2 separate regions of the Homo sapiens genome follow, and region 1 is linked to region 2. Evidence: read pairs that join two places in POLR2A ChIA-PET (ENCODE). Cell type or tissue: PC-3. All regions are shown on one strand.

Evidence for each region. ChIA-PET counts read pairs that join two places held together with the same protein. Peaks named below come from ENCODE experiments on the same cell type or tissue, not always from the same donor. Only the 100,000 strongest peaks of a DNase experiment are listed, where the experiment ranks them.
Region 1: POLR2A ChIA-PET joins it to region 2 with 5 read pairs; 3 of 35 experiments call an interaction of 5 or more read pairs at or near these places.

The regions. Positions count from the first base shown.
Region 1 is chr4:56,957,834-56,962,833 of GRCh38, reverse strand. No RefSeq gene overlaps it. Among named protein-coding and RNA genes, the nearest start is that of NOA1, 17 kb to the left of the region's middle. In PC-3, a CTCF peak has its summit at 2,393 (motif pointing right); DNase peaks (open chromatin) are centred at 2,393 and 4,493; H3K4me3 peaks cover 711 bases.
Region 2 is chr4:56,494,113-56,499,112 of GRCh38, reverse strand. It overlaps SRP72 (signal recognition particle 72), which reads right to left. Exons shown (of 19, transcript NM_006947.4): 17 at 3,719-3,756. Among named protein-coding and RNA genes, the nearest start is that of ARL9, 9.2 kb to the left of the region's middle. In PC-3, no CTCF peak of the experiment used is centred here; no DNase peak of the experiment used is centred here; H3K27ac peaks cover 459 bases.

The DNA of each region.
Region 1 (5,000 bases), 460 kb before region 2:
TTTTTTTGAGACAGGGTCTTGCTCTGTCACCCAGGCTGAAGTACAGTGGTGCAATCTCGGCTCACTGCAAATTCCACCTCCTGGATTCAAGCAATTCTCATGCCTCAGCTTCCTGAGTAGCTAGGATAACAGGTATGCACCACCACCCCTGGCTAATTTTTGTATTTTTAGTAGAGACAAGTTCTCACCATGTTGTCCACCCACCTCGGTCTCCTAAAGTTCTGGGATTACAAGTGTGAGCCACCATGCCCCGCCTCACTACTGTTTTTTATATTGAGACCAGATGTCATTTCTCTTATTTGGAGTTAGCAGTCAGTATATGAAAAAATGGCAGGAAAATTAATTTCTCCAAAATTCATTGGCTTAAATAAGATAGAAGTGAGTAGGTGGCTCTGCTCCAAGGATCCAGCTGGTGGAACATTCCATGGCCATCTGTAGGTCTAAGGTGGCTGCCCAAGTTGTCATCCTTTTCCAGCAAGGGTAAAAAGGGGGAAAGTATGGAGAGCAAGCAACTTCCCTATTTAAAAGAAGGGAAGAAAAGCTGGATGTTGCACACATCAGTTTACATAGTCCACAGGTCAAGTCACATGGCCACACCCACCCATAAGGAAGCTGGGAAATGGAGGAGGAAATGGGAACCATTTGGGGTTTTTATTAAGGAAAAATGGGGAGAATGGATACTAGAGAACAAGTAGAAATTTACCTTACACAATTTGACAATGCCTGAAAATCTTAGATAAAAAAGGATTCAAGGCCAGATGTAGTGGCTCACACCTGTAATCCCAGCACTTTGGGAAGCCAAGGCAGGAGAATCGCTTGAGGCCAGGAGTTCAAGATCAGCCTGGTCAACATAGTGAGACCCCATCTCTATTATTTTTTTTAATAAAAATGAATTGTCGGCTGGACACAGTGGCTCAACGCCTGTAATCCCAGCACTCTGGGAGGCCAAGGCAAGTGGATCACCTGAGGTCAGGAGTTAGAGACTAGCCTGGACAACATGGTGAAACCCCATCTCTACTAAAAACACAAAAATTAGCCAGGCGTGGTGGGCACCTGTAATCCCAGCTACTCGGGAGGCTGAGGCAGGAGAATTGCACGAACCCAGGAGAAGGAAGTTGCAGTGAGCCGAGATCACACCACTGCACTCCAGCCTGGGCAACAAGAGCAAAACTTCATCCCAAAAAAACTAAATAAATAAAGATTTTTAAAAAGCTATGTATTTCTAGCAACTGAGGTCTATTCTGCAACTGAGAGGACACTTTAACCATTTTATTTACATTTCATCTTTATATGACTGAATAACATTACATCAATCAGAAGTCTTTATTGGCCAGGAGCAGTGGCTCATGCCTGTAATCCCAACATTTTGGGATGCCAAGGCAGGAGGATTGCTTGAGTTTAGGAGTTCAAGACCAGCCTGGGCAACACAGCAAGACCTCATCTCTACTAAAACCCAAAAAAATTAGCCAGGTGTGGCGCTGTGTGCCTGTAATCTCAGCTACTGGAGAGGCTGAGTCAGGAGGATCACTTGAGCCTGGGATATGGAGGCTGCAGTGAGCTATGATCACATTACTGCACTCCAGCCTGGGCAACAGAGCGAGACCCTGTCTGAAAAAAGGAAAAAAGAAAAAGTCTACACCTTTTGTTATTCCTAGCTGAGTAAGTAGTACCACAGCTGTGTCATGAAGAATTGGCAAGTCAAGTCCCAGATCCTAATGTTGAAATAAATGCTGGTAAGATAAGCTAGGCTGAAACGCAGTTAGAGCCATGAAATTCCTGAGAGGACCATGTTCTGTCCCAACATATGGGAGCCCCCATGTATTTCACACTCTCCTGTCTTCTCCCCACTCCTCAGTCCTCTTCTAAGTCCTCTTAGATTAAATATAATGGAGAATTTTTTAAGATGATGCAACTTGTTGTAGACCTTTCATAGTGTTTCAAAGTGAGTACTACTGGTATCTTGGGCAAGGTGGTTCTTTCTTTATATATAAAACTGCATTTCAGCCGGGCGCGGTGGCTCACGCCTGTAATCCCAGCACTTTGGAAGACCGAGGCGGGCGGATCATGAGATCAGGAGATTGAGACCATCCTGGCCAACAAGGTGAAACCCCGTCTCTACTAAAAATACAAAAATTAGCTGACTGCGCTGGCGCGTGCCTGTAGTCCCAGCTACTCCGGAGACTGGGGCAGGAAAATCCCTGGAACCTGGTAGGCGGAAGCTGCAGTGAGCCAAGATCGCGCCACTGCAGTCCAGCCTGGGCAACAGAGCAAGACTCCGTCTCAAAAAAAAACAAAAAAACTGCATTTCATTATGTCTGGTATCTCTCATCCCAGACACTAAATGCAGTAGCAACTCCCTCTGCTGTCAGTCCTGGTGACAACTGGAAAGTGCCCCCAACATCATATTACCTCTAGAGGGCGGCAGCTTCCCAAATGGAGAAAATTGATTGGCAGTTGATTTCTAGTTTTTATTTTGGAGGGAATGAAATACCATTTATTTTATAAGTTAAAATTGTGTCTGGGTGCGGTGGCTCACACCTGTAATCCAACACTTTGGGAGGCCAAGGTGGGTGGATCACCTGAGGTCGGGAGTTCGAGAGCAGCCTGACCAACATGGAGAAACCCCATCTCTACTAAAAAAAAAATACAAAATTAGCCAGGTGTGGTGGCACATGCCTGTAATCCCAGCTACTTGGGAGGCTGAGGCAGGAGAATCGCTTGAACCCGGGAGGCAGAGGTTGCGATGAGCTAAGACCGTGCCATTGCACTCCAGCCTGGGCACAAGAGCAAAACTCCATCTCAAAAAAAAAAAAAAAAATTATGGTCATTATATTTCTACCTATGGTTGAAAACAGGAGTTCACAGTTCAGAGCTTAGGCCAGGATATTTAGGTAGAATTAAAACAAAAAACAGGCAGGAAAGAAAGCCAGCAAAGGGTGAACTGGGCCTTTGTGGAGAAACAATCTAAAAACTGACTACTATCACCCTGACAACTTAAGAAAATGTATTTCAGAAAACAGGGCTCACACCCATAATCCAAACACTTTGGGAGGCCAAGGCAGGAGGATCCCTTGAAGCCAGGCATTCAAGACCAGCCCTGGCAACATAGTTAAGACCCTGTCTCTACAAAAAAAAAAATTTAATTTAGCTGGGCATGGTGACACCCACCTGTAGTCTCAGCTATTCAGGAGGCTGAGGTGGGAAGATCCCTTGAGCCTGGGAGGTTGAGGCTGCAGTAAGCCATGATTGCACCACTGCACTCCAGCCTGGGTGACAGAGCAAGACTCCATCTCAAAAAAAAAAAAAGCAGGAAAGAAAGCCAGCAAAAAGAGTGAGAAAGATGCTCTATGCCTAGAATTAGTTGAGGACTTCTACTGGGATCTGGTATTAATTTATTCCATATTGTGCCTCCAATTTAATGCAGCCTAGGATCACTGCTAGGATCAAGTGTTTCCTAGTAGATTTTCCTTTAAGAAAGTTCCATTACTGTATTGGTGCAGTAGTGCATTGCTTAGCAACAGGGATGTGTTCTAAGAAATGCATCGTTAGGCAATTTCATCTTTGGACAAACATCATAAAGTGTATTTACACAAACCTAGATGGTATAGCCTACTCTACACCTAGGCTGTATGGTATAGCCTATGGCTCCTAGGCTACAAACCTGTACAACATGTTGCTGTACTGAATTCTGTAGGCAATTGTAACACAAATCATTAGGCAATAGGTATTTTCTGACTCCATTATAATTTTACCAGACTACGGCTGTATATGTGGCCCATTGCTGACCAAGAAGTCATTATGCGATACATGACTGTACTTCTTTATCCATTAATCTGAATATAACGACATCTTTTGAATCAGTAGTCACTTACACTATGACAGGGTACAAGAATTAGTGGGCTCTTCTGGCCAGGAACGGGAGGAGAAATTAAGGGCAAAGTACCAACTCCTCACTTCCACAGATCACAGAGGTGGTTAGGGGTTGCTAGAAAACAATGAAGCAAGTTTATTCTAGATTGTTTACCTGGCTCTGCAGCACTGTGGTGTTGAGCATGTCACCTCTTTTGTATTCATGACACCCAAAAGAAGTAAAATAAATTCCATCAAAGTACTTTTTGACTTTTATGTGATATTAGGTTCAAAGTTTTATTTTAAAAAGTTACACGTAATCCCTCTGCTTTTCCCCCCTCTAATTAAACTAAAATAACAACATCTTCTTCAAAGTTACTAAGACAAATTAAAGTTGTAATATGTTTTGTATCTTTAATCACCATAAATGCCAAGCTGTGCCGATCACTAAGTCTTTACTGTATAGTTCCCCAGAGTCTAGTTTATTTAACTTGAGACACTCACTTCCCATAACAACCAAGGAGAAGCGGAGTAGAGATGCAATCTTGTGTGCCTGTGTCTCTAGTGTTCAGACTCTTCTTGCACAATGGACATAGGCTGGTTTCCTGCAGCTGACTAACATGGAGGAGCTCCAGCTGTGTCAGCCATGACAGAGTTGTTATTGCTTCACTGAGTAAGCACCCAGCGCGCAAGCTGAGGCGGGCTGTTTCATAGACGGGCTCGGATCATTTACCCTGGCTTCCCTCCCACTTGGCTCTGTGTCGTGGAGCATTAGAATCATTTCCATTCTTTCTCAGCTGTTCCATTTTCTTTTGGCCACTTTCCTCCTCCCAGGGGGATTGTTTTCTCTCAATTGTCAAAGAGTAATGCTTAAACATTAAAAACAAGATTTCAGACTCGTGAATCAAATCGATGACACCTCTGCCTGCTCTGAATGTCTCTCTGTCATATTATCTGCCCCCATTAAGACCTTGTCGTGAGAGGGGAATGGTTCAAGATAGGTTTTTTTGTTTTTTGTTTTGTTGTTGTTGTTTTATTTTTTCAGAGACAGGGTCTCACTCGGCTGCCCAGGCTGGAGTGTAGTGGTGTAATCACAGCTCAACGCAGCCTTGACCTCCTGGGCTCAAGTGATACTCCCGCCTCAGCCACCC
Region 2 (5,000 bases):
TGGTGTTATTTCTGAGGCCTCTATTCTGTTCCATTGGTCTACAGATCTGTTTTGGTACCCGTACCATTCTGTTTTGGTTACTGTAGCCTTGTAACAATAGTTTGAAGTCAGGTAGCATGATGCGTCCAGCTTTGTTCTCTGCTTAGGACTGTCTTGGCTATATGGGTTCTTTTTTGGTTCCATATGAAATTTAAAGTAGTTTTTTTCTAATTCTGTGAAGAAAGTCAATGGCAGCTTGATGGAGATAGCATTGAATCTATAAATTACTTTAGGCAGTATGGCCATTTTCACGATATTGATTCTTCCTATCCATGAGCATGGAATGTTCTTCCATTTGTGTCCTCTCTCATTTCCTTGAGCAGTGGTTTGTAGTTCTCCTTGAAGAGGTCCTTCACATCCCTTGTTAGTTGTATGCCTAGGTATTTTATTCTTTTGTAGCAATTGTGAACGGGAGTTCACTCATGATTTGGCTCTCTGCTTGTCTACTATTGGTGTACAGGAAAGCTTGTGATTTTTGCACATTGATTTTGTGTCCTGAGACTTTGCTGAAGTTGCTTATCAGCTTAAGGAGATTTTGGGCTGAGACGATGGGGTTTTCTAAATATACAATCATGTCATCTGCAAACAGAGACAACCTGACTTCCTTTTTGTTTGAATATCCTTTATTTCTTTCTCTTGCCTGATTGCCCTGGCCAGAACTTCCAACATTATGTTGAATGGGAGTGGTGAGAGAGGGCATCCTTGTCTTGTGCCGGTTTTCAAAGGGAATGCTTCCAGCTTTTGCTCATTCAGTATGATATTGGCTGTGGGCTTGTCATAAATAGTTATTATTATTTTGAGATACATTCCATCAATACGTAGTTTATTGAGAGTTTTTAGCATGAAGGGGTGTTGAATTTTATTGAAGGGGGAAAAGGCCTCATTTCTCAGCATGACAAAAAAATTCAGAGACCATAAAGAAAAAAACTTCACAGATACATCTATAAAAAAATGTTAAAATCTTCATTTAGTAAAAAATATATTTCTAAGAAAAAATTTAAAATACAAACTATATAATAGAGGAGTGGAAAAAAATCCTTAATATAGAAAGAATTCTTGCTGATCACTATGTAAACCACTCAAAGAAAAATGGACTCAGTTATAATTAAGGTAGGCTAGGAGAAAGGAAAGTCATTCATCTTCTGAACAGATGTTCACCCTCACTAATTAAAAATGAGAAGGGTAAAAAACTCTATCAGACTTGCAGTAATACCCAGTGTTGGTGAAATGGTGAGAAGCACTCACCAACACTATACTAGGGGAAGTGTATACTGGTATAGCCTTTGTGGAAAGCAATTTAATCTGGCAGTACCATTAGAAATTTATAGACTTCTAGAAATTTATCCTGCAGAAACCCAAGAGATACAAAGTTAAGAACAGAATATTCTCGGTGATACTCCTTTTCTTTTTTTTTAAAGATGGATAGGGCAAGGTATGGGTGGGCTGATATTCTTTAAGATGGCAAAATAACTTAAATATCTATCAATGAAGATGATTACATTATAATATGCCCAAACTATAGCAAGCTATTCAATTGGTTAAAAACTGAAGTGCAGGCCGGGCGCAGTGGCTCACGCCTGTAATCCCAGCACTTTGGGAGGCCGAGGTGGGCAGATCACGAGGTGAGGAGATCGAGACCATCCTAGCTAACATGGTGAAACCCCGTCTCTACTAAAAATACAAAAAATTAGCTGGGCGTGGTGGGGTACGCCTGCAGTCCCAGCTACTTGGGAGGCTGAGGCAGGAGAATGGCATGAACCTGGGAGGTGGAGCTTGCAGTGAGCCGAGATAGCGCCACTGCACTCCAGCCTGGGCAACAGAGCAAGACGCGGTCTCAAAAAAAAAAAAATAAATAAATAAAATAAAATAAAAAATAAATAAAGTGAAGTGCATCTATTAATTTGGAAAAATGTTCTTCACAATTCAGTCTAAAGTAGAAGATTAAAACAAACAAATTATATTATGTTCAAAACAATTTTATAAAAACTTTGAGTACCTAATGATACGTTTGATTCTGTATATACATATAAACACACATAAAAAAGTTAAGTAATTGTCTCTGGGAGCATGCTTTTTTTTGGGGGCAGGGAGAGGGTCTCACTCTGTCACCAGGCTGGAGTGCCGTGACGCAATCTCAACTCACTGCAACCTTGGCCTCCCGGGTTCAGGCGATTCTCCTGCCTCAGCCTCCCAAGTAGCTGGGATTACAGGCACGCATGAGTACTGCTCGGCTAATTTTTATATTTGTACTAGAGATGGGGTTTCACCAGGTTGGCCAGGCTGGTCTCGAACTCCTGACCTCAAATGATCCACCCACCTTGGCCTCCCAAAGTGCTGGGATTACAGGCGTGAGCCACCATGCCCAGCCGGGAGCATGAATTTTGGGCAGGGAATTTTACACTCTTTAGGCCACTCTATAATGATAGATAACAACTACCTTTGTTTTTAGAATGAGCATATATCACTTGTAAATTTAAAAAAATATTCATCTGGAAACTATAAAAATAGAAAAGAAAGTAAAATTTTAGGTTATTACCACCTACAGTCATCAGCTGTTTCCTTGCAGTATTACTAATGCACAAAACAAATATTAAATGTTTGCCAATTTTCAAGTACTGTGACAAAAGAACCAATAAGACTTCCAGTTAAAGATAGTGAAATGGATACAAACATTAGCTTGTGTACCTTCCTCAAACTCCACTAAAATGGTAATAAAACACATTAAAGGAAGACAGAAGAAAAGATATTGTCAATAAAATTTTGGTAGCTGGAAAACAGATGGAGGAGTAATAATAAACTGAGCTAAGCCTTGGGAAACCTGTATCCTAAGACGGCAGAGAGCAAAATCAAGAAATAACCTGATTTATATGATAGATTCCTCAAAACCTCAGGAACTTGGGTGGCTCCAAGGATAACATCTGACTAGGTAAAATCAAGCACGGTAATGCCACCCAATTTTTCCAGAGATTAAAGCCACACTCCAAGCCAATCAATGCACATTATTTCCCTGGTTAATAATTCAAGGCTGGACACTGACCTGCTTGGCCCAATCAGATTAATGAGAAATACTTGCCAAGTCTGGAGAGGGCTTCTTTGTTGTGATGGATATAAATGACAAGTATGTGGCCCTGACTGTTTACAATATACATCATATGACTCTAATGGGATTCTGTTTTGTGGAGAGCAGAACAAAGAGGTAAAAATACTGAGTCAACCAACCTTGATGCTAACATTCCTCTAGACTGCCAACTTTATAAACAGTAAATTTTCTTAAGCTAGTTTGATGGAATTTTGTAGTTATGTGTAGCAGAAACATCAAAATGTGTAAGTGCTTACTTTTGTGCCAGGCACCACTCTAAGAACTTTACATGTAGTATCTAATACTACAAGATATATACTATCATATTCCATTTTACATATGAAAAACTCTGGCAGGTATATTAAATAGCCTGTCCACAGTCACAGAGTAAAAGAGGGAGCAACGATTTGAATTTAGGCAAACTAGTGAATTGCGATCTTTAAAGTAATAGAATAAAATTAAATGTTAGCTATAGTCAAGATAAAAAGTTTTCAAAGATACAAGGGAGGGCAGTATATTTATGTCCAAATATTTCTATATAGGGCTAAAATCAAACATTTATTTTGGAGAAAATTTATAAAGACTTTTTTAATGCCTTACCCTTCTTTTTCTTTTTCTTCTTTTTCAAATCTCCCTGTCTACAAAGAGAAAAAAAAATCATTACCATCTTTGTGATAAAATATTTATAGAGCATTAAGTAAGTGCTCTATAAGAGTTAGTTGGGCACTTATCATAAACATGGTTTAAGACTTGGTATCAGCTTACCAAAGCTAACAAATTAGTTAAGATTTGATTCAGGTTAAAGTCAATTAAGCTTCAGATACTATAATTTTTGGAAAGTAGTTTAGAAAACAGAGGTGACAATTCGAAAACAGATTCTGTTTACACTGAAAAAAGTTTTTCAGTGGCACACATTAAGTCTATGTAAAAAGTAATTTGCACAAGCATGACTACCTAGAATCCCTTGGTAAGTTACTCTATGTTTGGCAAGACTTTAGAGAATAAATTTTTTGCCAGAAGAACATGTGTAGGTAAGATACATGCAAAGAATATCTCTGGAAGGAGATTCAAAACAAGTTACGTTGGTTATGGCCCTGGGAGGGAGGTGGGTAGACACGGATGGAAGACTTTTTACTTACTCTTACACTTTTTTATCTTTTGTATTTTAAACCTGTGAGTTTATTAATTTTTTTATGTAAGTAAAATCTATATTAAGTACATTGACCAAAAAAGGCACTAAAAAGGGCATAAAAATTAACACTTCAAAATAATTGTCAAGCATTCTGAAAGTGGCTGGGAACAGTGGCTCACGTCTGTAATCCCAGCACGATGGGAGGCCAAGGCAGGTGGATCACCTGAGGTCAGGAGTTCCAGACCAGCCTGGACAACATAGTAAAACCCCGTCTCTACTAAAAATACAAAAATTAGTTGGGTGTGGCAGTGCGTGCCTGTAATCTCAGCTACTTGGGAGGCTGAGGCAGGAGAATCACTTGAACCAGGGAGGCAGAGGCTGCAGTGAGCGAGATTGCGCCACTGCACTCCAGCCTGAGCGATGGAGCAAGACTCCGTCTCAAAAAAAAAAAAAAAGCATTCTGAAAGCTCTAGTGAAAAGAGAAAAACATAAAAATACATCTCTCTATATATTCTTATGTGATATAACTCGAGAAATATGAAACAGTGAACTAAAAAGATGAGACAACAATTCCTACCAAAAATTCATTCTACAAGTCATTCAATTGTGAACGTTCTCTCAGGATACCCCAAATAAGAAATGCAACATACTGTATCTTACTTGAGTGTTTCATCTCTTACCCAGTGTGCAATAGTATTCTAAATTGTCTCCCTACAAATTATACTCCACAGCCATACTAAAATTTCCCAA